Regions from separate parts of the Homo sapiens genome. Here regions 2, 3, 4 and 5 are each linked to region 1. Evidence: chromatin contacts called from ENCODE Hi-C or POLR2A ChIA-PET data. All regions are on one chromosome and are shown on one strand. Each heading gives the region's core, a stretch centred on a gene start or an enhancer-like site at or near the end of the contact. The rest is flanking DNA. Distances are from core to core; before and after follow the strand shown.

Region 1 (5,414 bases), core at 919-3,418:
AGGCTGCTGTGAGCCGTGAGCCACTGATCATACCACTGCACTCCAGTCTGGGCAACAGAGCGATCCTGTTTCAGAGAAAAAAAAGATCCAAGACCTCTGTAGACCACACTGACAGCACTGCTACTATTTGCAACTGGTCACGACCTATCTGGGCTTTAACCTTCTCTTCTATAAAATTAGGGATTTGAACTACGTGATGCTCCTAAAATACGACACCACCGTTGCACTCCTCAGTAAAAACCATTAACTGACTTGTAATATTAGCGTTTACAAACTCTAAAAGCATTAGTAAAAAAATTAGTATGTTTAAAGACTAAAACAAATGCACAGATCAAGGGTAGTTAAATCCTTCCAAGTTAGTTCAAAATGTGATATAAAAGCTGTACACGGCTGAAAAATATATAAAGATGATAAAGCGAAACTTCTCTGGGTAAAGTACAAAGTAATGTTCTAAGTATATACTGTTAAGTGCAAAGGAAGAAATACAAATTTAAAGCACTTCAACACACATCTGGCTAAATGATCTTTTCCAAATCTTACATAACCAAGAAACTTCATGCAGTATTTTAATGTTGTTTAATTTCGAGTTTGCAAAAACATTCTATTTAAGTGGAAAAGGCATCATCCAGAGCGTTTTTGCAACGAAAATGTCAAGCCTTTCTTGATTTTTAAAACAATACTGTGAAAAACGTCGATAGACTGCGTAGATGACTGAGCCATTAGTAAAGAAATGTTTTTAAAGGGAAATTTTAAACATTTATTAAAATAGCCTGAAACATCATTTTTGTCCGCATAGTCAACTGTTTAGATTTCCCTGGGAGAAAAATGTATTTTACCGACTATTCAGAAATCTTAAGCCAAGGTTTAAAACACAGAACGCAGTACCAATACAAAATCTCGTGACCCCTACCTACGAAATCAACGATTCTTCACATTATTCCAGCGCGCCCGAAAGACTAGCCATTTCAGAACCACCATAACCGTTCTAGAAATATCTGGCTAAAAAACTGTAACTGATCCAATAGGAATATTCCACAGAACAGGGCCACAGAGCAGGATAAACACCTAGGGGATATTCATCCACGGTAAATGCCGAACACAGAACATGGCACAGAGCTCGAAATGCAAAGAACGATGCGGCGACTACACCACGGTACTCCAAAACCCTTTGTCTGGAAACCGGAAGGTCCCACACCACACGATCCTCTCTGGAGGAACCTGGACTAATACTATTTTGATAAAGAGAAAAAGGATGTGAGGTGACTTGACTAAACAAGTGCAAATCACCCGCCTCGCACTGTACTGCAGGCGGCTTGTTCCACGACGCAGTACGAAAAACAAGCGTTAACGTTTCATTTTTCGGCCATTTTTACGCGATGGGGGGCGGGGAGGAATTGTTTCTGATGTCCAGCTAACGCCGCGCGCGCGCGCGCGTGTGGGCCGGGAGTCTTAGGGGGCGCTCTGAGGCGATGGGCAAGGAGCGGCGTGAAGGCCGAGACACCGGGAAAAGAAAGAAACGCTGCTCAAACAAGCAGGCTCTTCAGAGTCTGCGAAATCCTCCATTTTGGGGGAACATTTTCAGAGAAAAAAAGGCGAACGGGTTATTTGGCACTGGCGCTACCCAAGGACTTAGATATCTTAACCATCCTCCTCAAACGGCAAGCCCCCAGTGTACAGTCTGTCCCTCAGGCCTCGAGCGAGCTCCTCCCTCCCCCTCAGCGCCGCGGCCCGCGTGTAACGGGCTAGTCGTCCCGCCCCCGCCCACAACGAGCCCAGGACGCGCAGGAAGCTCGGCCGGTCAGCGCACCTCTTCACCCAAAATCTCCCGCCGCACCCTGGGCCCTTGGCCGGCCGCGTGTTTCCCTCCCGGACCGCTCACCTCCGCCGCCCTAGAAGGCTGGTTGCGCCGCCACTGCGCTCCTAACATGGCGGCCGCCGATCAGGCGGCTCACATACGCAACGCGGAGGGAGGCAGAGCGGGAGCGAGCAAGAAAGGCGCGCCGCCGGCTCCCCGCAGCCCCTGTCGCCGTCGTTGTCCCCTCCCGGCGGACACGGAGAACCCCCAGCCACCCGACCCCGACTCTTACCCGCTTCACGCCTACCTTAGGGAAAGGGAGAGGGAAAAGGAGAGGTACCTCTCTCCCAGCGAGCGGGACGCGGAGACTCCCACAATCCCCCGCAGCAACGGCGCTGGCGAGAAGCGGCGGCAGCGGCTGCAGCCCAAGAACAAACCCACTCTCGCGAGAGAGCTCGCCCCCACCCCCTCGATCTGGTTCGGCGCGCGCCAGGCCCCTCCCCCTACTCAGCGCGCGCACCTCGCTCGTGCACTCGCCTGCGGTCGTTGTTCTTTAATCCCGGAGATCCCTCTCCGTCATCCAGCTGAGGCGGGAAATGGAGGAACAGACGTGGCTTACGAGTTCGAGTCCCATTCCCGAAAAGGCTGTTTGTCAACCTCCTGAATAGCATAATACAAAGTTTAAATAGGGTATGCCTTAGAAGGGATTCGCGAGAGTCCCTGGCTTAGACTCGACTTTTATGCTCTCTGGTTGTTCTGTTTGCCAAGGAATGGTGGAAAGCGCCAGATATTGGGGCCACAAAGGGAAAACGATACCATTTTGGCTGGTTTTTATTTAGGTATGTTTATTTATTTATCATAAATAAACTGTGTTGCTCAGGTTGGAGTGCGCTGGCGTTATCATGGCTCATTGCAGCCTCGAACTCCTATCCTCAAGGGATCCTCCCACCTCAGCCTCCCCAGTAGCTGGGACTACAGGCTCGCACCACCATGGCCAGCTAACTTTTTTATTTTTATTTTTTCCGTAGAGATGGTGTCTCGTTATTTTGCCTAGGCTGGTCTGGAACTCCTTGGCTCAAGCAGTGCTCCCGCCTCCGCCTCTCAGCATTGGATTAAGGGCGTGAGCCTACACGCCCAGCCAGCTGTTTTTTTTGTTTTGTTTTTTGTTTTGAGACGGAGTCTCACTCTGTCACCCAGGCTGGAGTGCAGTGGCGCGATCTCGGCTCACTGCAAACTCCGCCTCCCGGGTTCACGCCATTCTCCTGCCTCAGCCTCCGGAGTAGCTGGGACTACAGGCGCCCGCCACGACGCCTGGCTAATTTCTTTTTGCATTTTTAATAGAGGCGGGGGTTTCACCGTGTTAGCCAGGATGCTCTCGATCTCCTGACCTTGTGATCCGCCCGCCTCGGCCTCCCAAAGTGGCCAGCTGGTTTTTAAAATCAGGAATTCTGTGCAGGAGGGTCGTTGAGGCGGAGGACCGCGAGCCTTTTCCTTCCTAAAGACCACCGCCGCCTTTTGGTGAATTTGACTGAATGCAATACACTCTTGGGACTGAGGTACTGGTTAGGTACCCGGGTTGGAGGGATTTGAGCTCCGGCCTTCAGAGGCTTAAGTAAATTGTTTGGAGACCTAATCTGGCTGCAACTCTCTCCCCAACCATCCTTGCAGAACTCCGCATCTGGAGAGTTGGGAATTTTCCAGCACAGTTAATGATTATAATATGGAGTGCTTTCTATAAGGTGGGCAATGCAATAAGCAGTTTACACATAACCCTACAATAACCTTGAGAGGCGGCTACTGTGGGATACCATTTGGTAGATCACAAAACTGAGACATTAAAAGGTTATGTGATTTGAGGCACGGTAGATCTCGCCTGTAATCCCACCACTTTTGGAGGCCTTGGCGGGTGGATCACTTGAGTTCAAGAGTTCCAGACCAGCCTGGGCATCGTGGCGAAACACCGTCTCTACTAAAATAATAATAATAACACAAAGTTAGCTGGGCGTGGTGGTGTACGCCTGTGGTCCCAGCTACTCACCTGGTACGGAGGACGGGGCTGAGGATCGTTTGAGCCGGAGGCGGAGGTTGCCGTGAGCCTAGTGCACCACTGCACACTCCAGCCTGGGCTACAGAGTCAGACATTGTCTCAAAAAAAAAAAAAAAAAAAAAAAAAAGGTTATGTAATTCAATAAAGTGAAAAAGCTGGTCAGTGGAGTCTTGATGCCTCAACGAAGCACTACCTGAAATGGCATAGCCATAAAAATGAAGTTACTTGGCCAGGCGCGGTGACTCATGCCTGTAATCCCAGCACTTTGGAAACCCGAGGCAGGTGGATCACTTGAGGTCGGGAGTTCGAGACTAGCCTGACCAACATGGAGAAACCCCGTCTCTACTCGAAATACAAAAATTAACCGGGCATGGTGGTGCATACCAGTAATCCCAGCTACTCGAGAGGCTGAGGCAGGAGAATCGCTTGAACCCGGGAGGCGGAGGTTGCGGTGAAGCCAAGGTCGCGCCATTGCACGCCAGCCTGGGCAACAAAAGCAAAACTCCGTTTCAAAAAAAAATGAAGTTACCATCTCAAGACAGGGTAAATTGTTTTATCTACAAAATAAGTAGTAAGCCACTGATTCACAATATTACTTTATCTCAATCTAATTTAGTCAGTGATACAAGAAATATTTCTTGAGTACCTACTGTGTCAATATATTAGGCCTCAGCCAAAGAGCAGGAAAGGAGACAAAGGCACTGCCCTCATGGAGCTTACACTTTATGCAGACATTAAACCAATAAATATGTATTTGAGACGAGTGAATAATCTGAGGGAATGAGGAGCTTTCCTGAGAAACTGAGGTTTGAGCTAATATCTGACGAGTAGGCAATTAACTAGGTGAAGGGAATAAAGCATCCCCAGGCAGAGGGATCAGAATGTGTGAAAACTCTGAGGTAGACTTTGGGAAACTGCAGAATTTTTGGTGTGTTGTTTATTTTTGGAGACAGGGTCTTGCTCTGTTGCTCAGGCTGGAGTGCAGTGGTGTGACCATGGCTCACTGCAACCTCTGCGTCCCGGGTTTAAGCAATCCTTCCGCCTCAGCCTCCTGTGCATAGACATTAAAAAGGGCTGGAGATGTAGGAAAGGGCCATTTCCCTGGGGTTACAAATTCAAATGCAGAATCTAAGATAAACTGGGTAATACAAGTCCTATTTAATACTATCCAACGCAAGTTCAGTTGGGGACACATGAATTTTAAGGTAAGGAGTGGTATATATGGGTCTTGAGCCCAGGGAAAGATTGTGGGTTAGTGACAAATTTACAAGTTAATGCCGTAAACGAAGTAACAGGAGTTGAAAAATAAACTTAAAGCCAGACACAGTGGTTCACACCTGTAATCCCAGCACTTTGGAAGGCTAAAGTGGGCCGATCGCTTGAGGCCAGAAAGTTCAAGACCATCATAGGCAACATGGTGAAACCATGTCTCTACAAAAAATACAAAAATTACCCAGGCGTGGTGGCATACGCACCTGTAGTCCCAGCTACTCCGGGGCAGGGGTAGACAGGGTCAGGGGTGGCTGATGTGGAAGGATCGACTGAGCCTGGGAGGGGGTGGCACTGCACTCC
Region 2 (5,414 bases), core at 1,174-3,673, 960 kb after region 1:
AAACATCTGATATATTATTGTTTTCCAATAGATACAGTGTTTGTTTTCTTATCAAATGGGAAGATAAAGAAATGGTCAGGGTAATTCCAATACATTTCAACTCTACAGACGTCGTAAACAACAACTCCATGACTGTTCAACTAAGTTTTTAGCCTCATCTGATGCAAAGTCCATGGATACAGTTAACCAAGATTCTTTCTCGTGGTCAACTTCTGATAGAAGCAAACTAACTGTATCAGATAACAGGCTTCAAGCCCACACAATTACCTGAGGGGCCTTGCTCAAGGGAAAAGGGGAGGTTAAGCCAGTGTCTTGATTTTGTTCTATCTATTCCCGGAAATGAGCAGCAAGCTGACAGCTTACCAGAGAATGTGTGTAGCATTAGCTAGTCAAGAGAACAAATCATCAAGAAATCTAATTATTAATCCAATTTGCTAAGAGTTTTGACAAATCATTTAATACTCCTTGGCCTCAGTTTACCCATATGTAAAGTGGGCAGAATAATCTTAACCTGTCACAGGAACAATATAACATATTAAAATGTACAAAATGTACCATCTGACCTATAAAAATCAGGAGTCCACACAGACTACCATTTCTCGTTCCCGTTTGTGAATCTTCAAGGCCTCAGAATGTCAGAAGTAATGAAATCAATAAGATGAAGAAGGCAATAGGGTCCATCTCTCTGGCTGAATACCATCCTCCCTCACCTGCACACTAAGAAAAGCCCAAGAGGGCTCTTCCTTCTGTGACCTTGGGGGCAGATCACTCTACAAAAAAGAGGAATTATCTCTACCCCACTCACACCTTAGAAGGAGGGCACAAGGAAGAGCAAAGAGATAAACCTGGATGTACCTGGAGTTCTCTGGAAGAAAGGTGCAAGAGAAGTCAATCATCATTACAGTTAACTATCATTTTCATGCATAATTATTACCACCCTGAACAAAATTCTAGCTTCCGGGGAGCTCTCTTCAGCTGCTTCCCCTATATTCTTACGGGAGAAGCTAAAGCTTATATCACTTCTGCTCTTGGTTTCTTAACTCTGCTGCCCTCAAAGATCAACCAGAGAGGGAACCTAAGTGCAGGATTTTACCCTAGAGACCCCAGGCCTCAGGCTAACCAGCTATGAGGAGCAGGGAATGAAGCAAACTCTCCAGCTTTTCATGAGGCATTTGGACAAACAGCAAACTCCCAGCCACCTCTAGGATCAAGTCAAGACAGTGAATTTGTGTTTTTCTGCATTTTAATTGTTGGGATGTGGCCACACACAGTGGTAATTGGAACAATGCAACTACCACCACGCAACTGATACTCTCAGCCTGAGTTTCCTAAAACAGGCCAGGCTGCGAGGGGGAACAGAACGGAAGCCATAAGGAATCAAACCAGGACACAAAAGAAGGCAAACCAGCTCCGCGAGGGGCCTCCTCTTTCTCAAGCAGGCATTGAAAAAAGTGTAAGAAGCCCTCTCTTGCCGCCTTCCTTCCCCTTCCATTTTGTGTATCTGAAGGGTAGAGACAGCCCTGAATATTCACTAAACAAGTTAAAACTTCTCAGTTTAACAACTGGCACGGGGCTCAGCCCTTCACAGAGCAGCAGGCCGCTAGGCCCTCTCAGCAACCCCACCAGACCTAACTCTCAGTCCAGGCTTTCCCTCCACCAGCAGCCCCCAAAAATAAAGATCAGACCCCCACCCCATCTCCTATTGGATGGCAGTAACCCCTGACACTCCTGTTTCAGGGATGCTGAGGTTGTGCTGTACCAAGACAAGGTAGGATCAGGTCAGGCCAACAGGGAGGAGAGTCACAAACCCTTTGGGGACCTTCCCCTCAGGTCCCAGCCCCACACCTCCTGGGGAGACTGAAGAAAAACATGAGGAAGGCAGGGAGCTGCATGAACAGGTAGGTGGAGATCTGCCTGCTCTTCTTCCATATGGTTCTGGTGGGGAAAGGGGTGACAAGTGGGGAACACCCCTCCCCCCACCCCCATGAAGAAGCAAAAGGCTAGGCCCCTCCAATCTTCAACCTCTCCCTCTGTTGCCCTGCCTGTCCCCGCGGGGTGGGGCATGGGGCGTCCGCTGGTCCCCGGGGCGGGGGGGGGGGTGCGCCAGGGCTCGCTCAGGGGGGCTGTCGTTCGCCTCTTCCCACTAGGTTCCATCATCTGGCCGCGGGAAGCGAACTCAGGACGCAGGGGATGGGGAGGGTCTGGGACTTAGCACTCCGCCACCCCCTCCCCCACCGGGTCCCGTGCTCTCCCCGCAGAGGCGGCCAGCGAGGCCCGGCCGCGCGGGCGGTCGGGCTGGGGGAGGGGAAAGAGGGAAGGAGGGAGGGACGGTTGAGGTGCCCGCCCCGAGGCCCCAGCGCCACCTGCCCTCCACCACCTACCGCGGTTCCTCCAGCTCCCAGGGCCGCGGCCGGAGCAGCTCTGAGCGCTCGGTTCGCCCCACGGTGCCCTTAAAAGGCGCTGGCGCGAACCAACGAGTCCCTGAGGAGAGTAGGGGGACAGCTCCGGCTCGCAGAATCCCCCCAAGCCACCCATGGAGGGCGCAGCTCCGTGTCGTGTCTCTCTCAAAGTGTCTCTCGGACAGCGCTGTTGGGAACGAGCCTGGCGCTTTGATTTAGGGATGGGGGTGGTTTCCTCACTAACGAGTCACCCCCTCCAAAATATCGCAGAAAGTGGACGGCCCCAGTTGGAGGCACATCTTGAAACCCGCGGGGGAGGCCATGTCGGAAGAAGGTAAACAAAGGCATCGCCCCTGCCCTCCCTCCCTCCAACGGCCCAACTGCAGCCTCCCACTCGGTTCGGGCCGCGTCACGCAATTAGCCACAGTGCCCCTCACCTGCTCTGCTGCCCCGCCCTCCACGACCACCTCTTCGAAGGAATCCCCCTTCCCCCAGCAAAGGACCCGTCCGCGGCGTGAAGGCTGCTGGGAAGTGTGGTCCAAGCGCGGATTAGGGCCTGCTCGGAGTCCCAGGAGCCCCTCTTGCAGCTGCCGGATCGGCCTGAACCTTAAAAACCCAGGACTTATAATGGTTGCGGGGACGTTTCCACTTGGTTCTGTAATTTGCCCTCACCCAGAACACTTTGTAAAGCTCAGGATAGCCCAGGGCTGTTCACTCCCTCTCTTCTCTCTCCGCCCCCTCCCCCCCAGCAGGATGAGGTAATGGGATTGTGATTATGACATCATAGGCGGTTCAGTTGCTTGCGTTTGCCTGGGGGGAGGTGCGGGGAGGTGGGGAGAAGTGCGGTGGTTAGACTTTCCTTAAACAGAAAGGGAAGGAGGAAACAGGCAGATGGGGAAAAGATGTTGACGGCGCTATATTTCCACTTCAGGAAGACAAAACCACCTTTTATTAAGTCTCCACCACTACCACCACCTCCCACATGAGCCAAAATTTAAGTCTTTTTTAAAGAGATTGAATGTAGACGTTAGTGTGTGAAGAGGTTGGGTTGATGGTTTCTGGCTCTTATGTAAATTCGAGTCTCAGCTAGCATCACAGATGGTTTAGGGAGACAAGCAAAAAAGTGGATAAAGGAGAGGCTTTAAACAATGCGTTCGTGTTGTGATCTCTTTGTAATACAAAGTTTTCTATTTCTTTTTTTTAATTGATTGGAAAGTAGCAGTAATGCAAGTAATCTTCACTATTACACTTAGCAGCAAGTCCTCTGAAAGACATCTGTTTTCTGTAAATATTTTGTGCCTTACTCAAGACTGGGACAGGTAAATAGCTGTGATCAGCTGGAAAGTAGAGCCAGTGGCGGGGGTCGTCCTCACTGAGCCAGGGAGGGGAGGAGGCAGGAGCCACCAAGTCTACAAACTGAAAAAGAGTAGAGGAAAAATGAGGTACAGTACTAACTGAGAAAATAGGGGTGGAAAGATTTACCTTGCACTGCTTATTTCCCCTTGGCAAAAGGAGCAGAGTTAGGGGCCATGAAGTAGGGGACACATGGTTTCCAATAATTGCTCTTATGTACCAGACACCATGCTACATTTTTTTTTTTTTGTAAAAACAGGGTCTTGCTGTTGCTCAGGCTGGAGTGCACTGAGGCGATCACAGCTCACTGCAGCCTTGAACTTCTGGGCTCAAGCAATCCTTTCCATCTCAGCCTCCTGAATAGCTAGAACTACAGGGGTGTGCCACCATGCCCAGCATATTTATTTCTATTTTTGTAGAGAGAGGCGTCTTGCTATGTTGCCCAGGGTAGTCTCAAACTCCTGGCCTCAAACAATCTTCCCATCTTGGCCTCACAAAGTGCTGGGATTGGCGTGGTGTCTCACACCTGTAATCCTAGCACTTTGGGAGGCTGAGGCAGACGGATCACCTGAGGTCAGGAGTTCGAGACCAGCCTGGCAACAAAGTGAAACCCCGTCTCTACTAAAAAATACAAAAATTAGCTGGGCATTGTGGCGCCCATCTGTAATCCCAGCTACTCGGGAGGCTGAGGCAGGAGAATCGCTTGAACCGGGGAGGCAGAGATTGCAGTGAGCCGAGATTGTGCCACTGCACTCCAGCCTGGGCAACAGAATGAGACTCTGTCTCAAAAAAAAAAAAAAACAAATGAACAAAAAACGAAGTGCTGGGATTCCAGGTGTGAACCACCACACTTGACCTACATACTTTGATATATATTCTCATTTTTTCTTACAATCATCAAATGAAACAAAACCTTCTCTTTGACAAATGAAACAGCCCAAGAAGTTAAGTGACTGCCCACATGGTAGGCAAAGGTACTCTCAAAAAGCAGTCTAAAAGCCCTTGCTTTTCACCACTAAGCTGTTCACCTTTTTATTATTAATTAAATTAATAATTTAATTATTATGAATTAAATGGTTGAGTTAAAAGTAGGCATTGGCTCATTTGCAAAACATTGAAAGAAACTGAGACCCAAAACAAAACAAAAAAAACAAAACAAAAAAAAAAACCCTGCAAGTCAAGTTTCAGGCCTCATTTCAAAGGAAGGTTACATCCCCTTTCGTCATCTATAAAATGGCCTCCCAGTGCAGCCCAACACTCCTACCCATAATTAAATCTCCTTATTCCACTTTTAGTTCCCAAGGATTTTTTACTCATGTCCTGCTCTTTCCCTGCTGCCCCCTTTTTAGTCTTTTGTTCTTGAGCCACTGCTTTGAACTGCATCTTAATTATGCCCTCATGGGCCAAACCCCATCTGTGACCCTGCTCCAGTGGGTTTCAGCAAAGGATACTCTCCATCCATATTCTGAGGGCTCCAGGGCCTGGAGCCAGTCATCCAGGAGGTCATCCAAAGGAGTGGAATCCATTGGTTCTAAGACTCTTCATTCCCTGCCTAGGAAGGAACAGCCGAGTTGGAGGAACATGCACTCGATTCAGACCTTCCCTTTTCACCCAGTGAAAGCTAAACCTCTGCAAAGTGGGGAGAAGTAGGGCTAAGCCTAC
Region 3 (5,414 bases), core at 1,297-3,796, 810 kb before region 1:
ATGAAGTCTGTTCTAGTATCCAGCTGTTTGAATTTGTTAATGTAAAACAAATAGTTGTAAAACTAAATGTATAATTTCATTAGAATGTAGGAAAGACAAAGGGAAAACGAAATATACAGCAAATTAATATGCAGCAAAAATCCATGTTAATGAAAAACATCAAAAAGTAAACATTTCCTTTCTCCTCACAATATGCTTACAAAGACATAATGTCTCTAGATTTCTTGAGCCCTTTTATTATTAATACAACAGACACATTTTAAAGAGAATAGAGACTGCTTTATTTTTAATCCCACTGTCTCTATGTATTTAACAAACTCTTACCAACAAAAAATTGTGCGCAAAGAAATACACATTAGGCAGAACAAAAAAGAAAAAAGCTTTAATTTTCTTCAGCCTGACTACAGGTGATTCTGAAATAATCTAATTCAGTTTTGGTTTTATAAAGTAAAAATCAACACACATTTATAAAATAGACTTGGAAAGAGGTTGTCTACCTCTGGGTAGTAAACCCTTCTGATTATAGAGTTCCTAATAGAAACAATATGTTGATTAATATTTTACAAAATCACAAATTTCCAAAATAAAGAACATTAGAGCTTGTGTTTTCAAGTGATACTTAGATTAAATACCAGTCTTAAACCAGACAACTATCTTCAATACCCAAATCATTAAAACTAACTGGGATGTTGTACTGTAAATGTTCAAAGTGGAGGAATTAGCCATTTCTTCTCATGACTGTCTACCAAAAAAATTGAGAAACTCTCAAATAAATCTTAACATTTAACAACAACAATGACTAATAGTAACAGCATTTCCCAGATCGTTCTTTAAAAGCGTATTCCTTTTCCATAGCTCACTTAATCTTGAAAATCATGCCTCTTCAATGCTATTTTAATGTTTCGGATTAAAGATATGAAGTAAACATTTAATATATGAAGAGAACAATCCACTTGATAAAAATCCTCGCATTTCCAAAATGTTTTCATTTTAAGCATTTGCAGAAGTTAAATAAATGTAGCAGACATTCTAAATTCGATAAAAAATTCAGAGAACCCGACATTTTATGTACCCCAAAGGTCCAAACAGAACCGATGTAAATGTCAATAGCTGTCTCCCTTCCGGCTGATACTTAAATGGTTTTACTAGTACTCAAAGCAATGAAATCAGCAACTCTCTCTCCACACTCTAGTCAACACTCCAATTTCCAAAGCCGCAATTCGCAAACGTCAGTTGGGCGGGGGCGGTGGGGGATCTTGAAGTAATCCAAAAATTTCCTTTCCCCTTTGACAGTCCACCAAAAGATGTCAAACCAAATCCAGCCTATTGTAAAGCTCTGGGACCTCCCTTCCAAGGACACCGAACACAAGCTTAGACACCGCTGCGAAAAGCTGTCCAAAAGCGCCTGGCCGGACAGAAATGTAAGGAGCCCAGGCCAAAACGAATTAGAACCCCCAACAGAGGGTCCCGCAGACACCGCGGAAAAGAAGGTGGCATTTATTCCGGGGTAGACAGCTACGAACCAGTTACCCCAGCCAGTCTCTGGGGGCTCTCCAACCCAAGTTCAGGTTTATGGCAGATATATTGGTTGGGTGCCTTCCCCTACAAACATCACAGCCCGCCTCCGGGGCCCACCGCCGCTCACAGAGAAGACCCCTCAGCTTCACATCCGTTCCTTTTGCCCTCGGACAAAGGCAGAGGAGCTGTGGAGCTGACCCAGCGCTGTGGGGCAGTAAAAATGCCTTGTTCGGGCCACCCATCTTTGGGCCCGGCTTCATCTGCGATGTCAGCACCAAAGGTTTTTTTTTTTTTTTTCCTGGTTTTGTTTTGTTTTTACAACGCATCCTGGGCGGGTGTATGCATTTGGTGGTAGTGGGGTGGGGGGAACCGAACAGAGGAGGGGTTGGCAGTGAAGCCTGGGTTATAGAACTCTCCTTCCTCTCCCTCCTTCCAGGGTTGCCGTGCAGGGAGTGTCAGCCACGTCTAGCGCACAGTCCCAGGCCCCAGGGCGAAGGCGGCCAGGGGAAATGGGGCTCAGGGATTGCTAAGCAAACGCATCACTGGTGGTCTCCAGCGCCTGCGGAGGTAGGATCGCCTCTTTTCTTAAGGGGCGTGTTATTTTGTTCTCTTTTGAAAGTAGGAGGGGGTTCATTCGTTTCTCGCTGCGGGGGGTGGGAGAGAACGTTGCTGCACCGCCTGGGTCTCCAAGAGGGAGGGTGCGGGGATGTCTGCAATGGTACTATAATTATTCCTGGGCTGAGAGAGCAAGTAAAGGGGACGGGGCGAGCGTCACCTGGAGCTGTGGCAGTGGCAGCAGGGAAGGTCGCGAGGGGCTTACCCGGGCGGGCGGGCGCTGTCCTGCCGCAGGTGAGGGAGGGCGCAGGCTGGCGGGAGGGAGGGCGCGCGCGAGACAGGCGCGAGGAAGGGGGGAGGGGAGGAGGGCGCGCGCGCGCACACCTGTCCTGGACAGCGGCGCTAGCCGAGCTGCGCCTCACTTAGGCTCTGCGGGCTGAGGAGGAAGGAGGGCGGGCTGGCGGGCGGGGGCGGGACGCCGAGGGGAGGAGGAGGAGGCGGCTCGGATGGCTGGCTCGGCTCTCGCTCGCTCTCCCTCCCATGGGCAAGTCCGGCTCACACCCTGCTTCTCCCGCTCACTCACAGCCCCCTTGGCTCTCCCTCCTCCTCCTCCTTCCCCTGCGGGATCCGCTCGCCGCCGCCGCCGCCGCCGCAGACGGCAAGTCGTGGCAGCCAGACGTCGGCGCGTAACCCGGCGCTCCGTGCGTGACTCCAGGCGACGTCAGCGCGCGCTCCGCGTTCCCCACCCCTCCTCCCAACTCCGTGGCTCGCGCCCTTCGCTCTCGCGTCCCTCCGTTTTAGCTGCCGCCGCGGCGGCCGCCGAGCGCGCTCTTTCCGCCCCCTTCTCGCGCGTGAGCGCGCCCTATCGGCTCCTGGCGCGTCAACATTCCGCGGGCCAGGCCTTGGGGCGCGTCTGAGGAGGGGGATGTCTGTGGCCTCTCCGCCCACACTTCCTCCACCCACCGCCCACAGCGCCCCAGAAGGACCTATTACTCGTTTGGCTTCTGAAGGCCGAAGCCAGGCTCTGGCGGGGATAGAACCCTGAAGGGCCTGCGCCAGCTCCAACTTAGGGCCCTGTGCGTCGTTGCGACTTCTGCTACCACCCTATCACGCGGCACCCCCGCCCCAACTCCGCCCGGGTCTCTGAAGAGGCAATAGGCCTTTCATCTCCGGGGAAAGTCTCACCTTGGCCCTCAGACACCCGCCAAGAGGGGTCGGAAGGACAGAATTAGCATAGAGAAGAGTGGCTAGAGCACTTTTCAGGCTCTGGCCCCAGGAATCCTTGACAGGAAGCGTGGGGTTGCTGCCCAGCCTCCCACGCAGTGTAATATGTTGAAGCCGGGCCCCTTTGAGGGAATGCGACTTCCTTGGGCCGAGGGGGAAAGGGTAAAAGTTAATTTTCATAAAATGCTATGCAAGGGCTAAATGTGAAATTATAAAATGTCCTTTAAGACAGTCTTCTTGAAATCGTATCAAGTTTGACAAGATTTTTGGTGCACGGTAACGCTTTTGCTCGCTTTCTACGCTGTCACGTCTCCATCCTGCAACACTGAATACGTAGATGGAACGTGGATCAGCTAATAACTGCAGCAAAATAAAAACTGCATTTATCATCTTTATCATTATTTAAATAGACCTCCGAGAAGTCAAACTGTGATTTAGGAAAACTTAATCATTGCCTCAACCTATTTAACTATTTTGTTTTGAAGTTACTTTGCAAATATACCACAAAATCCCTCTTTGTTAGGCAGTGGTAGACTTTTAAACTCACTTGTTAGAGAATCTTTCCCAGAAGCATATCTAGTTGAGCCTGCGAGGCAAGTAGGACTAAGGTATAATTACTCCCATTTTACAGATGAAAATTTAGTTATCAAAATGTAAGTCAGTTGTTCAGCATTGTGAGGAGTCTATCACTGATAAAGGGAAAACTCTAAGGTCTATTATTGCCTGCTTTATTCACTAAACCAGAAATCTCTCAATTGTTTTTTTCCAAGTATCTTTTGCTGCCTCTTACGTATTGTAGGCAGTGCCTGATGGCTGAGAAGAATCGCAGAGGACTAGAAAAGGTTTGAGTCTGAAATTATCTGGCACAGAGGATTAAAGCTCAGAAATAAGTGATTGCGAAACAGTTCAACTTCCCTGTTAATGACAACAACAACAGCAACACGCTTATTAATTCCTAGCTGGAGGTGAGAAAATGAGACTGGCTTAAGGGTGATGGGTCATTTCCTTTGAATTGCTTCTTTATATTCACCTCATCTTTAGGTGGCAGCACTACTATATAAATATCCTTCGAAGTACAGTCTTCTGCATCTTAATATCCTAAAGGATATTCTGTCCTAAATGTTTCCAACTGTATTGTGGAGATTAGAAACTGGTGATTTAATGATCTAAAATCATAGCTGAGAATTAGAAAACTTGGAGGTTCTAGAGGAGGAAAAACAAAGGCTATCAGACACATTAATAAAATACATGGAGCTACGGAGGGAAAACATTAGAAAGTTTCAAGAAAAAAGTTTTTTAGGTGTATGAGGAGCAAGTAGCATCTCTTTAAACCTTGTCTTTTATTGAAACATAGGACAAGATAACCTTCCAAAGCAAACCATCCTTTCTCAGTACTGCATATTTATCAAGCATTTACAGGTTCGAAGTTGCTAGTTATATAGTTGCTTGTACTCAACTGTAATTTAAAAATTCCGATGCAGTTTTTCCTAATTAACAGCATCAAGCTTATGAAGATTTCCAAGACTTTATTGTTGACCCTTGTTGAAGAGAACTCTACTTGGCTTCTTTCCTGGCTTTCCTAAATTGTTCACATACAAGATAAACTACCGTCATTCAGACTTACAGAAGTGAGAAGACAAGCTGAACCAAATGTAAAATGGTAGCAATTTACAGGTAATTCTGTATCTTAATTTCTCCCACATTTTTAGGGTAAAAAATTGTGATATATGGGGGTTATTTGGATCAAGTGTTTTCTAAGTAGAACTTTGTCATAATTAATTTTATGTATTTATAGTAGTTCTCCCTGTGTCCCTTTATCCAAGCAACACAATACAATTGAATTTATATGCATTTCAAAATAGACTCCATTTGATTTACCGTGTAAATACAACCACCAAGGAATATAGAGGTATGACAATCAGGAGTGAGAAATAAAAGCATTTCTGGATAGAGGATGAAGTGTTAATAGTCTTTCTTTATGGCGTCTTCCATCTATCTCAAGTCAAACTTGGAGGAGGAGTCTCAAGCAAATTGGTAGTACTCAAACTCTGCAGTATTATGTTAAGATTTTTAAGCTGTCTGGTGCCAACAAATCATGCAGCCTGGGGGCCTTTGCT
Region 4 (5,414 bases), core at 755-3,254, 570 kb after region 1:
TTGTTTCCAGTATTGTTTTGATGTTAACTTTTTTTTTTATTGTCAGGAGTAGACATTTTATTTTCTGCATCCTGTAATTCTTGTTGGCCAAGTTCTATTTTAGCACCTGGGCATAAATAAAAGTATTCAATGATAATATCAAAAGGGTTCTAAGTGTGCTGACAGGCACCACCATCTCATTAAATGTGAATATCTTTACAGTGTAACTCGATTTAAAAAAAAAAAAAGAGGTAGACAACCACAGTATGGTATTTTTAGGTACGTAGGTGAGGCAGGCGCCCACACATGCCACCACATCCTTCTGAACAGTAAAGACATCTCTTCTCTTCTCCTGGCCTTGGAGGGGATGGGGCTGTGATGACCTGGCATTGCTTCCTCAGTGAAGCCTTCCTTGAGGATCAGCCAGCCCCCCACTCTCATCTCCAAAGCCCATGCTTGTCAAAGCAGCTGCCAGAAAGTGACATGGAGAGTCCAGGCTCAGCCAGGCGTGGTAGCTTATGCCTGGAATCCCAGTGCTTTGGGAGGCCAAGGTGGGAGGATTGCTTGAGGCCAGGAGTTCAAGACTAGCCTGGGCAACATAGTGAGACTCTGTCTCTACAAAAAATTTAAAAATTAGCCAGCCATGCTGGTGCATGCCTGTGGTTCTAGCTACTTGGGAGGCTAAGGCAGGAGGATTGTTTGAGCTCAGGAGTTTGAAGCTACAGGGAGCCATGATTGTGCCACTGTACTCCAGCCTAGGTGACAGATTGAAACTGTGTAAAAAAGACAAGAGAGTCATGGCCCATCTCTGTGGTCAGTGAAGCCTCGGCACCGAGATGGACAGGAACACGCCTAGTCATGGTAACTGGACCCCTAAAGACAGCAATCACGAAGGCCACAACTGTCCAGGGGTCTGCATGTTCTATGCATGGGAGAAATGTCACCACCTCCCTCAGGCACAGGCCTGGCCAGGGGTCGTCACTGGGTGGGTGAACACCCACTGGTCTTCTCAGCCAACTTGGCAGTCAGGATAAAAATAACACCAGCCGCCTCATTTTCCAAAATTAAGGGCGATGCTTTAGCAAATATATGCAGATGTATACAGACACAGATGGGAACAAGTGTATTTAATTGTAAATGAGTCAGAACGGAGCAAATGAGATTTCCCTTATATTTGGGTTCCAAAAATTACAGAGAAAATGTGCCTGAGGCAGAAACAAACTAAAAAAAAAAAATGGAGGTAGGTTATTGAGGCAGGAGCCACATGGGAGAGAACCTTTGGACCCAGAAGGCTGGGACGACTTTGGCCTCCTCTAGGGGTTATGAAACTGTTCTGGCTCCAGAGAACTCAATCCCAGAGGCCCTGAAGTGGCCACAATGCTAATGGGATGAACACAGGCCCAGCTGAGCAGGACTCACTGTGTCTCAGCCTCACAGTGTCAGAGAAAGCAGGGAAAGGAACAGAGGGCTGTAATGGGCCTGTCCCCTAGCGGGGAGCCAAAGGCCAGCTTTTATCTTCTCAGAGAAACAAGCAGAGACAGAGAAAAAGAGAAAAGGAAAAAAAAACACCTCTGCCCAGCTCCATGTGGCCAGAGAGGGGGAGAGAGAGAAACGTGAATGGCAACGGAATACTTTTGTTTGGAGAACGCCATTTCTCCTAAATGGCTTCAAGGCAGGCACCTAGTAACGTGCCAGGGTCTCGGCAGACATTCAGTAAATACTGGAAGGAAAGGAAAGAGAAAGGATGGAAGGTGGGCGGACTGCGTCATCCTGCAAGTCCCTCCCATTCTGTGGAGTGGAGAACTGCAGAAGCTCTAAGGCAGATCACCCAAGTAAAAAGGAACACCCTCCCTGGCACAGGGGAATGTGGGGACTGAGCGTGAAAAGTGAGCCACACCTTCTCCCCAGGCCGCCTACCCTGTAAGCTCACTCTCCTCCAGAGGGAGCACCTCCTGTGCCTAAGCAATAGTAATTTGCCCCTCAGAGAATAGAAAAACTGGTTTCACCACAGCAGGAGGCCCAGCTATCCCCAGGGCAGCAATCTGACACCAAGTCAGGAAGCTCTGTGCATCTGGGCAGGCTCAGAACTTGGCAGAGGGTCTGGCACCTTGTAGGCATTTCTTGCGTGCCAGCTAGTAAATGAAGTTATGAATGCATGCACACGTGAATGAATGCAACAAAGATGCGCTCCCCACACTAACATGGTCTTGCTCTGTGGTTTGGACCCTTTTCCCTCTCTCCCCAGGCTTGTTTCTTTTGTGACTCTGCCTCCCAACCTGCAGGAACAGCAAACCCCACCTTTTTCCTCAGGTCCAGCTCCCCTGACTGGAGGATTCCTGGAAGGCGGGAAGCACAAAGTCTCCTCTTGGGGAAAGGGCCGGGGGGCACTTTTGTCCCCAGCCAACCCTGCATTCTTTGGCTGATCACATTTGCAGTCCTGGCCTTATCTCCCCAGAAAGCCCAGAAGGCAAGGTTGGCCTTGCTGACATTTCAATTCAAGGCCACCCTCACCATACCCCCAGCCGGCTCTCACCTACTGTACCCACATCCAGTATTTCAGCCCTGAAGAAATCAGATCTTGTGTGTCTGGTGTTCTATAATGGGAGGTGGGAGGGTTGCTAGGGGTGTCCAAGTGCTCTGAGAACCACATACCCAGGAGAGCACATGTCTCAGCCCTGCGGGCCCTCTGAGCCAGACTGTCAGTGCCTGTCCCTGCCAGTTGCCAGTGGATACAGAAACAAAAGAGGGAAATGAAGAAACAATGCTCTTGCACAACGCCCAGGAGAGTTGTGGGCATCTGGGCATCATCTCTGCTACTCCAGTCTGCCATATACCAGCCTAGTGGAAGGGCTTACTTCAAATGAAGTCAAGGAGAGCTGAAGAACTGGCTCCAAGCAGAGCCCCGCATCTGCTTTTCACAGGCCTGCCTTCTTTTTTTTTGAGATAGAGTTTTGCTGTTGTCACCCAGGCTGGAGTGCAGTGGCACCATCTTGGTTCACTGCAACCTCTGCCTCCCGGGTTCAGATGATTCTCCTGCCTCAGCCTCCCGATCAGCTGGGACTACAGGCGCGCGCCACCACGCCCAGCCAATTTTTGTATTTTTAGTAGAGACTGGGTTTCACTGTGTTGGCCAGGCTCATCTCAAACTCCTGACCTTGTGATCCACGTGCCTCGGCCTCCCAAAGTGCTGGGATTACAGGCATGAGCCACCGCACCTGGCTTGCCCAGTTAATTTTTGTATTTTTAGTAGAGACGGGGTTTCCTCATGTTGGCCAGTCTGGTCTCGAACTCCTGACCTCAGGTGGTCCACCAGCCTTGGCCTCCCAAATTGCTAGGATTTCAGGCATGAGCCACCGTGCCTGGCCTCACAGGCCTGTTTTCAACACTGGCTTCCTACAAAAGTGCTGGCCATTTTCTTCAACCTGCCTCCCCTGCCTGCCCTGGCTTTCTTCATCTGACTCTGCACTATATTTCTGCTTTTTAGCCTTCCATCTTCCTTCCACTTGTTTTTCTTCTTCTTCCTGTCTCTTTCTTCTTCCCTTCTTTTTCTTCTTCTCCCCCTCTTTCTCACCTGCTCCATTTGTTCAGCACTTTACAGTTTATGAAGTGCTTTCGGGTACATCGGGCATAAGATGAGTTCAGGAGCGTTGATGACAAAGTGGGGACCATAGCATATACCAAACTGGGCAATTAGAAAGCAGATTTTGTTAAAATGGAGAGAAGAGAGGGACTCACCAGGACTTCAAAATAAGAGGGAAAATCATCTCGTGGAAGCTTCGTGCTGACGCTGGGCTTTGGAAAAGCCACCCCTCTCTTTCATCTTCTCCATGCGAGGCCTGAAGACTGACATCTCTGCTTGTGTTTTGTGAGACATCTGTCTTGGTTTGGGGTATCCTGAAACAGGGGTTCAAGTGCAAATAGTTTATTTAGGAGGTGATTCCAGGAAACATTGGTAGGGGAGTGAGGAAGTAAGAAATAAAAAGAGAAGGGCAGGTCGGGCTATGTACTGTTCTCACTAACCGGAATGCTCTTCTCTTTCTTATCCAAATGTTGGGCCAGGCGCGTGGCTCACACCTGTAATCCCAGCACTTTGGGAGGCCAAGGCGGGCAGGTAGCCTGAGGTCAGGAGTTCAACACCAGCCTGGGCAACATGGTGAAACCCAATCTCTACTAAAAATACAAACAATTAGCCAGGCACAGTGGCATGCGCCTATAGTCCCAGCTACTCGAGAGGCTGAGGTAGGAGAATTGCTTCAGCCTGGGAGGCGGGGGTTGCAGTGAGCCGAGATCGCGCCATTGTACTCCAGCCTGGGTGACAGAGCGAGACCTTGTCTCAAAAAATAAAAAAATAAAAGAGAAGGAAACCACTAAGTGGTGTATATTAACTCACTGCAAGGACTGCTGGGGGTGGGGGCCCTAGAAGACAATGAGGAACATGCATCAGGGCTATCCCAACTGAGCAACTGAGGGGTGAGGAAGCTGGGGCATTTATCCACCAACACCAACACCCCTCACCCCCCACCAACAACGTGTGTATGCACACACATACACTTCTGTCATTGATTGGAAGCTGCTTCTTGAGCTGAGCCATTCACTCACTGGCACTCCCTACTTTCCCTTTGTAGAGAGGCCAGGTGTGTTCCTGTGGCCAGAACAAAGCCCTCAGGCAGCGCCCCAGGTGTTTGCGTGATCAGTCTCTGGGTAGAGAGGTGAGGACTAAGAAGATTTAAGTGAGGCAACAACATCTGCTACAAACCCCTGTAGCCTTCCAACTTGCACCCTTTAACTTGAGCCAGTTTGAGTGGGTTTCTATCCCTTGAAGCTAAACAGTCCCTCACTAAGCTATCTCCCCTTTTCCTCATTACTCCCGGTAGATAAGCACAAATATTCCTTACCCTCTCTCCTTTCTCTTGTCCCTGTTGCCCTCAAATGTCCCTCCTCCCCATCTCAAAATGCCTTCACATCTCCCCCCATTTCTTTTTCCTTTGCTTTGAGCTTGGAACCTTTCCCTTCCACGTGAGCTTTTGCACACACAGACACACACATCCTACTTCCTCCAAGATGTTGTTCTGTCAGTAACCCTCCTTGAATGATGGACAGTAGATCTAAAGGGAGAATGTTGCAGGCAGAGGAAGAGCAACAGCCAGCTCTTATCCAGGGTCTAAGGGGGCCCCCGCCCAATGCCTTCCTGTCATCCAGGATACAAAGTCCAAGCCCTGAGCCTGGAACTCAATACCTTAATCCGATTTACTGTTTCTATCTCATCTACTTCTGTCTTTCCTACGCACCTCACGAATCAACCAACATGTATTGAGGGCTTTACTATATACCAGGCATGGACCAGCCCTAGGGGAACAGTAGTTAATAAGACAGACACAGTCACACAGTCCCTGTCCTCAGAGAGTCTACAGCCCATCAGGGATGGAGAAGAGAGA
Region 5 (5,414 bases), core at 846-3,345, 550 kb before region 1:
AGCTCCACCACCTGTGTGATTTGGGGCAGACTGATCACCTCTGTACCTTGTTCCCTCAGCTGTAGAACAGGGAGAACAAAAGCTACTATGCATGGTTCAAGTGAAGGCCACCTGAGATCATGTGCACAGAGCTCTTTGTCTCATCCCTGGCATGGAGCTGATGCTCACTAGGTGTAGCTATTTATGAATCGTAACCACAGCAATGAGACTCCTTAATGGGTGGTAGGAAGGGGAGAGGCAGGAGAGCAGGAAGAAAAGCATTCTAGGCACGGGGAACAACTTGAGCTGTTCCAACAGAGGCACTTAAGAACAGGGCTGATGAGTGAGGTGCCTGGAACAGAGTGGGCTGTAGGGAGCAGAGGAGCTGGGCCTGAACAGGCAAGCTGAGGCCAGACAGACTGACCCTGGGTGGGTAAACAGGAAGACCGGCTTCAGCAGAGCTGTGACTTTACAAGATTGCTCTGGGAACTGCATAGAGTGAAGGAGGAGAGACCCTGGGGTGGACCCAGATGACCACATGTGAACAGTCGGGCCCAGGATGGGGTGGAGAGTGTGCTTCCGGAGAAGGGAATGGGTAGGACTTGGTGGTTAATCAGATGTGCCGGTGGGAAAGGGAAGAGGGAGGAGTCAGGCGATTCAGAAAAAATGATAATGGGGACTCCAGGCTGGTTCCAGAGAGCAGTGAGATGCCCAGCTGTGCAGTTTGGAAGGGAAGCGTGGAGGTGGGTGGCCCCTGTCCTGAGGTGACAACGGTGGGGCAGAAGACTGATGGGCTTACAAGGGGGATGTGGAGCACAAAAGGGGACAGGTACCCGGGATCCAGCCTGGGAGATATTAGCAAGGCCAGACTTCTGAAGGAGCTGGTGGTGTGGGGATGGGTCTGTAGCCACAAGCAGAGACACCTCATGGGATCTTGGTACTCCCCTGAAGCAGGTTTTGACTTCACTGTAAGGAGGAATATTTCCCTCACTGAAGCCATCAGGGCATGGGAGGAATTGTCCCTGTGGGGCAGTGAGGCCAGGTCACAGGGGTATCTGAATGGAGACTAATGGCTTCTGGAATTGGGCAGTATGAGTCCTGGTTCCTGACTAGCCTCAAGTCACATCCCAGCTCTGCCACTTCTTGGCTGTGTAAATCCTGAATAAGTCACTTAAACGTTCTGAGTGTTACTTTCCTGCGTGTAGAATTAAACGTTCTGAGTGTTACTTTCCTGCGTGTAGAATGGGACTGGCGGAAGGGTCTTACAGAGCTGCGGTATTAAACCAGATGGAACATGTACCCCAGCGTGAGCCTGACCCCCTGACGGTGAGCATTCCCACAGCAAGTGACCATTCATGAAAGCTTACCAGGGTCAGGCACAGGGCTAACACATCCCACTGATACAATCTGGAATCATCCCAACAGAGCTATGGAATCAACACCATGGTTATGCCCGCGTAACAGATAAGGAAACCGAGGCTCGGAGAGGTTTAGGAAATTGCATAAGGCCACTGAGGGTTGCTGCCGTCATTCTTGCAGGCGGGGTCTCGGGCAAGGTTAAGGCAAGTCTGGGTCCGCCCCTCCCACCCTACCCCACCCCCAACCCCCCCTCCCCCGCGCCGGCCCGGCCTGGCCCTGGCCCATGCCTCTGCCTCTCCCCGCAGGTACGTGTCGGCCCTGACCACGCCCGCGCGCCTCTCGCCCGTGGACTTCCACTACTCGCTGGCCACGCAGGTGCCAACTTTCGAGATCACGTCCCCCAACTCGGCGCACGCCGTGTCGCTGCCGCCGGCGGCGCCCATCAGTTACCGCCTGGCCGAGCAGCAGCCGTTACTGCGGCACCCGGCGCCCCCCGGCCCGGGACCCGGACCCGGGCCCGGGCCCGGGCCCGGCGCAGACATGCAGCGCAGCTATGACAGCTACTATTACCCCGCGGCGGGGCCCGGACCGCGGCGCGGGACCTGCGCGCTCGGCGGCAGCCTGGGCAGCCTGCCTGCCAGCCCCTTCCGCATCCCCGAGGACGACGAGTACGAGACCACGCAGGAGTGCGCGCCCCCGCCGCCGCCGCGGCCGCGCGCGCGCGGTGCGTCCCGCAGGACGTCGGCGGGGCCCCGGCGCTGGCGCCGCTCGCGCCTCAACGGGCTGGCGGCGCAGCGCGCACGGGCGGCGAGGGACTCGCTGTCGCTGAGCAGCGGCTCGGGCGGCGGCTCAGCCTCGGCGTCGGACGACGACGCGGACGACGCGGACGGGGCGCTGGCGGCCGAGAGCACACCTTTCCTGGGCCTGCGTGGGGCGCACGACGCGCTGCGCTCGGACTCGCCGCCACTGTGCCCGGCGGCCGACAGCAGGACTTACTACTCACTGGACAGCCACAGCACGCGGGCCAGCAGCAGACACAGCCGCGGGCCGCCCCCGCGGGCCAAGCAGGACTCGGCGCCACTCTAGGGCCCCGCCGCGCGCCCCTCCGCCCCGCCCGCCCCACTATCTTTAAGGAGACCAGAGACCGCCTACTGGAGAGAAAGGAGGAAAAAAGAAATAAAAATATTTTTATTTTCTATAAAAGGAAAAAAGTATAACAAAATGTTTTATTTTCATTTTAGCAAAAATTGTCTTATAATACTAGCTAACGGCAAAGGCGTTTTTATAGGGAAACTATTTATATGTAACATCCTGATTTACAGCTTCGGAAAAAAAAAAGAAACAACAAAAAAAAAAGAGAGATGGGCCAATTTTTTGACTCTTTAATAGAAACCTATTTTGTGGTGCCTTTTGCTGTATGCTCATCTGGGGCTCCGGGGGACAGGTCTGGGTTGTGGGGTGCTGAGAGTGACAGCTGGGAGAGAAGAGGTGCGGGTTCTGTTGGGGGCGAGGGTGGGGGGCGGTGGGGGGTTGGCCCTAAGGAAGAACTGAGGACGGAAGTAGCTTTGCTCCCAGGCAAGAGCTGAAGTTCCCGACCCCTGGGAGGAGAGGGCCAGGACCCTAGGCTTGGAGCTGGAGCTGGGGTAACTTCCAGGGGGAGATAAAGACACAGCTACCCGAATGGGGAAGCCCTGGCTACTCACAGCTGTTAAAGGAGGGGGGGCAGAGAAACGTTTCCCCAAGAGCCTGAGCCCAGGGAGGTGGCAGCTCTGCCAGGGGCCCAATGTTGGCGGCTCCTGTCCCCCACAGCCTCCAGGACGCCCCTCCGTCCTCTGCAGCACCTTCGTTTACAGGTCGTCTTTTCTATTTTACACCTGCATGTCCTTTGCATTTCAGATTCTTTAGATTGGATGCATGGTCACGCTGGGACCGAGAAGAGCCACTCGACAGTGTATTCCCCTTTTAGCAATAAAGTAACACCATTTCCTTCTCACAGGCTGCCTCCTAGCCCCCAACCCACCTATGACATCCACTCGTCTCCAGTCCTGCCCTCCCACCCCCAAAAACTGGGTCCACTGCTAATTTGTCAAAAAGGTAATTGTTTAAAAAAAAAAAAAATCCCAAACAGAAACAGATGGGAATCCTGTCCTGAAATGTCTGAACACCTGACTGTTGACACTTGAACATTTTTATATTATAAATAAAATCAGAAATAACTCCTGTTTGACTGTGTGTGCCTAGCCTCAGATGAGGAGGGAACTCAGAGCACGAAGTCCCATGGTGGATGTGGATGATGCTGGCCTGGAGGTTGGAGGGGGCCAGGGCAGTCCCTGGAAGGAAGTGACCCTGTCTCCGGTCTCTCCGGCCCCAGCTCACAGGACAGACTCCAGCCCTCCTCCCGCTTCCAAGAATATTTACAAGGTGTCCCCACTGGCTGCTGGGGAACCTGGCCAAGGGACTGACACAAATTGCTCTGCTTCAAACTCAGCGTTGGAACTCTGGCCCAGTTCCTGCCCTGGATCTATGGGCCGGACTGAGGCAACAGTTGCCGGCCTAGGTGGTTGAGGAGGGATGGGTTGTGGGGTTGGTAATAGCACAGCCAAGGCAGGATGACCCTTGGACCCTGAGGCACGTCACAGGCAAAGTCTGAACATGCAAAGTGGCATAACAGTGGTACCCTCAGCTGCCAGGACCACAGCTGCTGCAGTTCATAAGCCCACAGGGTGTTGCTCTTTCCCCAACTTTATACCCCCTCAGAGCCAGGACCTGTCTAAACCCGCAGACCTGAGAGAGAGTACATGATTTCAGTATGGAGAAGGCAGATGGAGGCCCAGGTTCAAAAGCCTTTCCCCTCATCAACTAATTTAGTAAACCAGTGCCCAGCACCCGGAACTATTCGGTTCCAGCCAGACACACGGACGTCTTCCACCCAAACAGCTGAGGTGGTTGGCATGCACACTCGGCTACACGTGTGTGTGTGTGTGTGTGTGTGTGTGTGAATCCCACTAGGATGTGTGTAGTCAGAGACCTATAGGTGGGAGGGACAGAGAGGCTGCGGGTTGAGAGGGCTTTGGCATCAACAGGGCGTAAGTTCAAATTCCAGCTCTGTGCCGCCTAGCTGTGTGACGTCTCTAGGCCACAGTTTCCTTGCTGGGAAATGGGTGATGTAAATACCTATTCCAAAAGGTTGCTGTGGAGATTATAAAGTACCCAGTGCTGATGCTGGCACGTGATAGATGCCTATTACATGGCTGATTTGATGGTGGTGATGACAATATCCTGTGCCTTGCATCCTTGTATCACACAGCCAGAGTGACAAAAACTAGATGAGAGGGAGTCGATGGAAAAAAATAAAGAACAAATTAAAGTTATTGTATTTATTGTGGGGGTGCTGGGAAAAAGTATCTGCTACAAAAAATTTTAAAAAGGAAAATAATGAACTCAATCCTGCATAAACCTGCAACTCACTGGCCCCTCCCGGCCCCCTTCTGTTGATCTCATCCAGGCCCCTCTGCTGTCTCTGGTTTCGTAGTTGACTTTAAAATTCTCTGAGAGCCAGTTATTCTTCTCTGTGACTTGTGGCTTCTGTAGGATCCCAAATTAACTCCATATGAACTCTTGGGGAACCCATTGACCTTTGTGTGGTCCAGCTTATTGTCCTCGTGTGACCTTTCTGGGGGCTCTAGGTTGCTGTTGCTTTCTAAATTTTAGAGTCAGAAGCCACCCAATGAACCCACCAATCTCTATGTGGCCCTCGGTTGATTCTGAATGACCTCTTGGTGAACTCACCGATCTTTGCATGAGCATCGGGTACCTTCATTATATGCTTTGAATCCTACAGTACCTGCCATATGTGCGGAGAGTCCAAGGCCAGAACCTAACAGAGTTCTTTCCTCACCTGTCATCCACCCATTCATTTCACAGGTATGATTAGGACCCGGGAACACATGTGGCCAGAGAGGCCCCTTCTCCACTCTGCCTCTCAAACCTCTGCCTGGGGAAGCCTTCCCAGTGGCCTTTCAGGAAGAGTCGCAGTCCTGTCAAGCTACTTCCCTACCACCGCCCCGTCGCTGGAA

Evidence for each region. Hi-C counts contacts between places; a loop is a spot of excess contacts on that map. ChIA-PET counts read pairs that join two places held with the same protein, here RNA polymerase II (POLR2A). Pooled maps may share reads with other maps.
Region 2: a loop to region 1 is called in a map of CD8-positive, alpha-beta T cell, with 2.7 times the contacts of the local background. The contact joins the promoter of FAM53C here to the promoter of MATR3 in region 1. A Hi-C loop is called at or near these places in 3 of 168 maps with a recorded cell type or tissue (CD8-positive, alpha-beta T cell, chondrocyte and naive thymus-derived CD4-positive, alpha-beta T cell), 1 of 37 single-sample maps with no recorded cell type and 13 of 50 pooled maps. POLR2A ChIA-PET finds 5 or more read pairs at or near these places in 6 of 52 experiments (A673, AG04450, CD4-positive, alpha-beta T cell and 2 more).
Region 3: a map of B cell shows a loop between it and region 1 (14-fold over the local background). The contact joins the promoter of MALINC1 here to the promoter of MATR3 in region 1. A Hi-C loop is called at or near these places in 5 of 168 maps with a recorded cell type or tissue (B cell, CD4-positive, alpha-beta memory T cell, CD8-positive, alpha-beta T cell and 1 more) and 13 of 50 pooled maps. POLR2A ChIA-PET finds 5 or more read pairs at or near these places in 4 of 52 experiments (CD4-positive, alpha-beta memory T cell, OCI-LY7, naive thymus-derived CD4-positive, alpha-beta T cell and 1 more).
Region 4: POLR2A ChIA-PET joins it to region 1 with 31 read pairs in OCI-LY7. The contact joins the enhancer-like site here to the promoter of MATR3 in region 1. POLR2A ChIA-PET finds 5 or more read pairs at or near these places in 2 of 52 experiments (H1 and OCI-LY7).
Region 5: a loop to region 1 is called in a map of CD8-positive, alpha-beta T cell, with 8 times the contacts of the local background. The contact joins the enhancer-like site here to the promoter of MATR3 in region 1. A Hi-C loop is called at or near these places in 4 of 168 maps with a recorded cell type or tissue (CD4-positive, alpha-beta T cell, CD8-positive, alpha-beta T cell, naive thymus-derived CD4-positive, alpha-beta T cell and 1 more) and 5 of 50 pooled maps. POLR2A ChIA-PET finds 5 or more read pairs at or near these places in 3 of 52 experiments (activated B cell, activated CD4-positive, alpha-beta T cell and naive thymus-derived CD8-positive, alpha-beta T cell).

Annotation. Positions count from the first base shown.
Region 1 is chr5:139,290,494-139,295,907 of GRCh38, reverse strand. It overlaps MATR3 (matrin 3), which reads right to left and starts at 2,168. Exons shown (of 15, transcript NM_018834.6): 1 at 2,103-2,168. It overlaps LOC124901081 (a long non-coding RNA gene), which reads left to right and starts at 2,351. Exons shown (of 4, transcript XR_007058956.1): 1 at 2,351-2,634. RefSeq lists enhancers at 690-1,392, 1,393-2,096.
Region 2 is chr5:138,335,275-138,340,688 of GRCh38, reverse strand. It overlaps FAM53C (family with sequence similarity 53 member C), which reads right to left and starts at 2,423. Exons shown (of 5, transcript NM_016605.3): 1 at 2,382-2,423. LOC100128966 (a long non-coding RNA gene) reads right to left here. Exons shown (of 4, transcript NR_146628.1): 3 at 5,204-5,304; 4 at 3,543-3,815. It also overlaps a transcript of CDC25C not described here. RefSeq lists silencers at 1,974-2,063, 2,114-2,463 and enhancers at 2,544-3,023, 3,194-3,273.
Region 3 is chr5:140,105,144-140,110,557 of GRCh38, reverse strand. MALINC1 (mitosis associated long intergenic non-coding RNA 1) reads left to right here and starts at 2,546. Exons shown (of 4, transcript NR_102741.1): 1 at 2,546-3,149; 2 at 4,068-4,262; 3 at 4,796-4,971. It overlaps LOC124900193, which reads left to right and starts at 1,289. Exons shown (of 4, transcript XM_047417990.1): 1 at 1,289-2,774; 2 at 4,097-4,262; 3 at 4,779-4,971. The coding sequence starts at 1,573. The coding sequence ends at 2,499. RefSeq lists enhancers at 1,735-2,236, 3,347-3,446 and silencers at 2,387-2,646, 2,657-2,716, 2,747-2,816.
Region 4 is chr5:138,721,926-138,727,339 of GRCh38, reverse strand. No RefSeq gene overlaps it. Among named protein-coding and RNA genes, the nearest start is that of CTNNA1, 29 kb to the left of the region's middle. Within about 2 kb of position 2,004, at least 16 of the 41 ENCODE cell types and tissues checked have a DNase peak (open chromatin) inside an H3K27ac peak, as active enhancers do.
Region 5 is chr5:139,844,927-139,850,340 of GRCh38, reverse strand. NRG2 (neuregulin 2) reads left to right here. Exons shown (of 10, transcript NM_004883.3): 10 at 1,644-3,560. The coding sequence ends at 2,424. Among named protein-coding and RNA genes, the nearest start is that of PSD2, 52 kb to the right of the region's middle. RefSeq lists silencers at 1,563-1,622, 1,673-2,092, 2,223-2,412. Within about 2 kb of position 2,095, at least 20 of the 41 ENCODE cell types and tissues checked have a DNase peak (open chromatin) inside an H3K27ac peak, as active enhancers do; they include CD8-positive, alpha-beta T cell, where a contact is called at or near this core.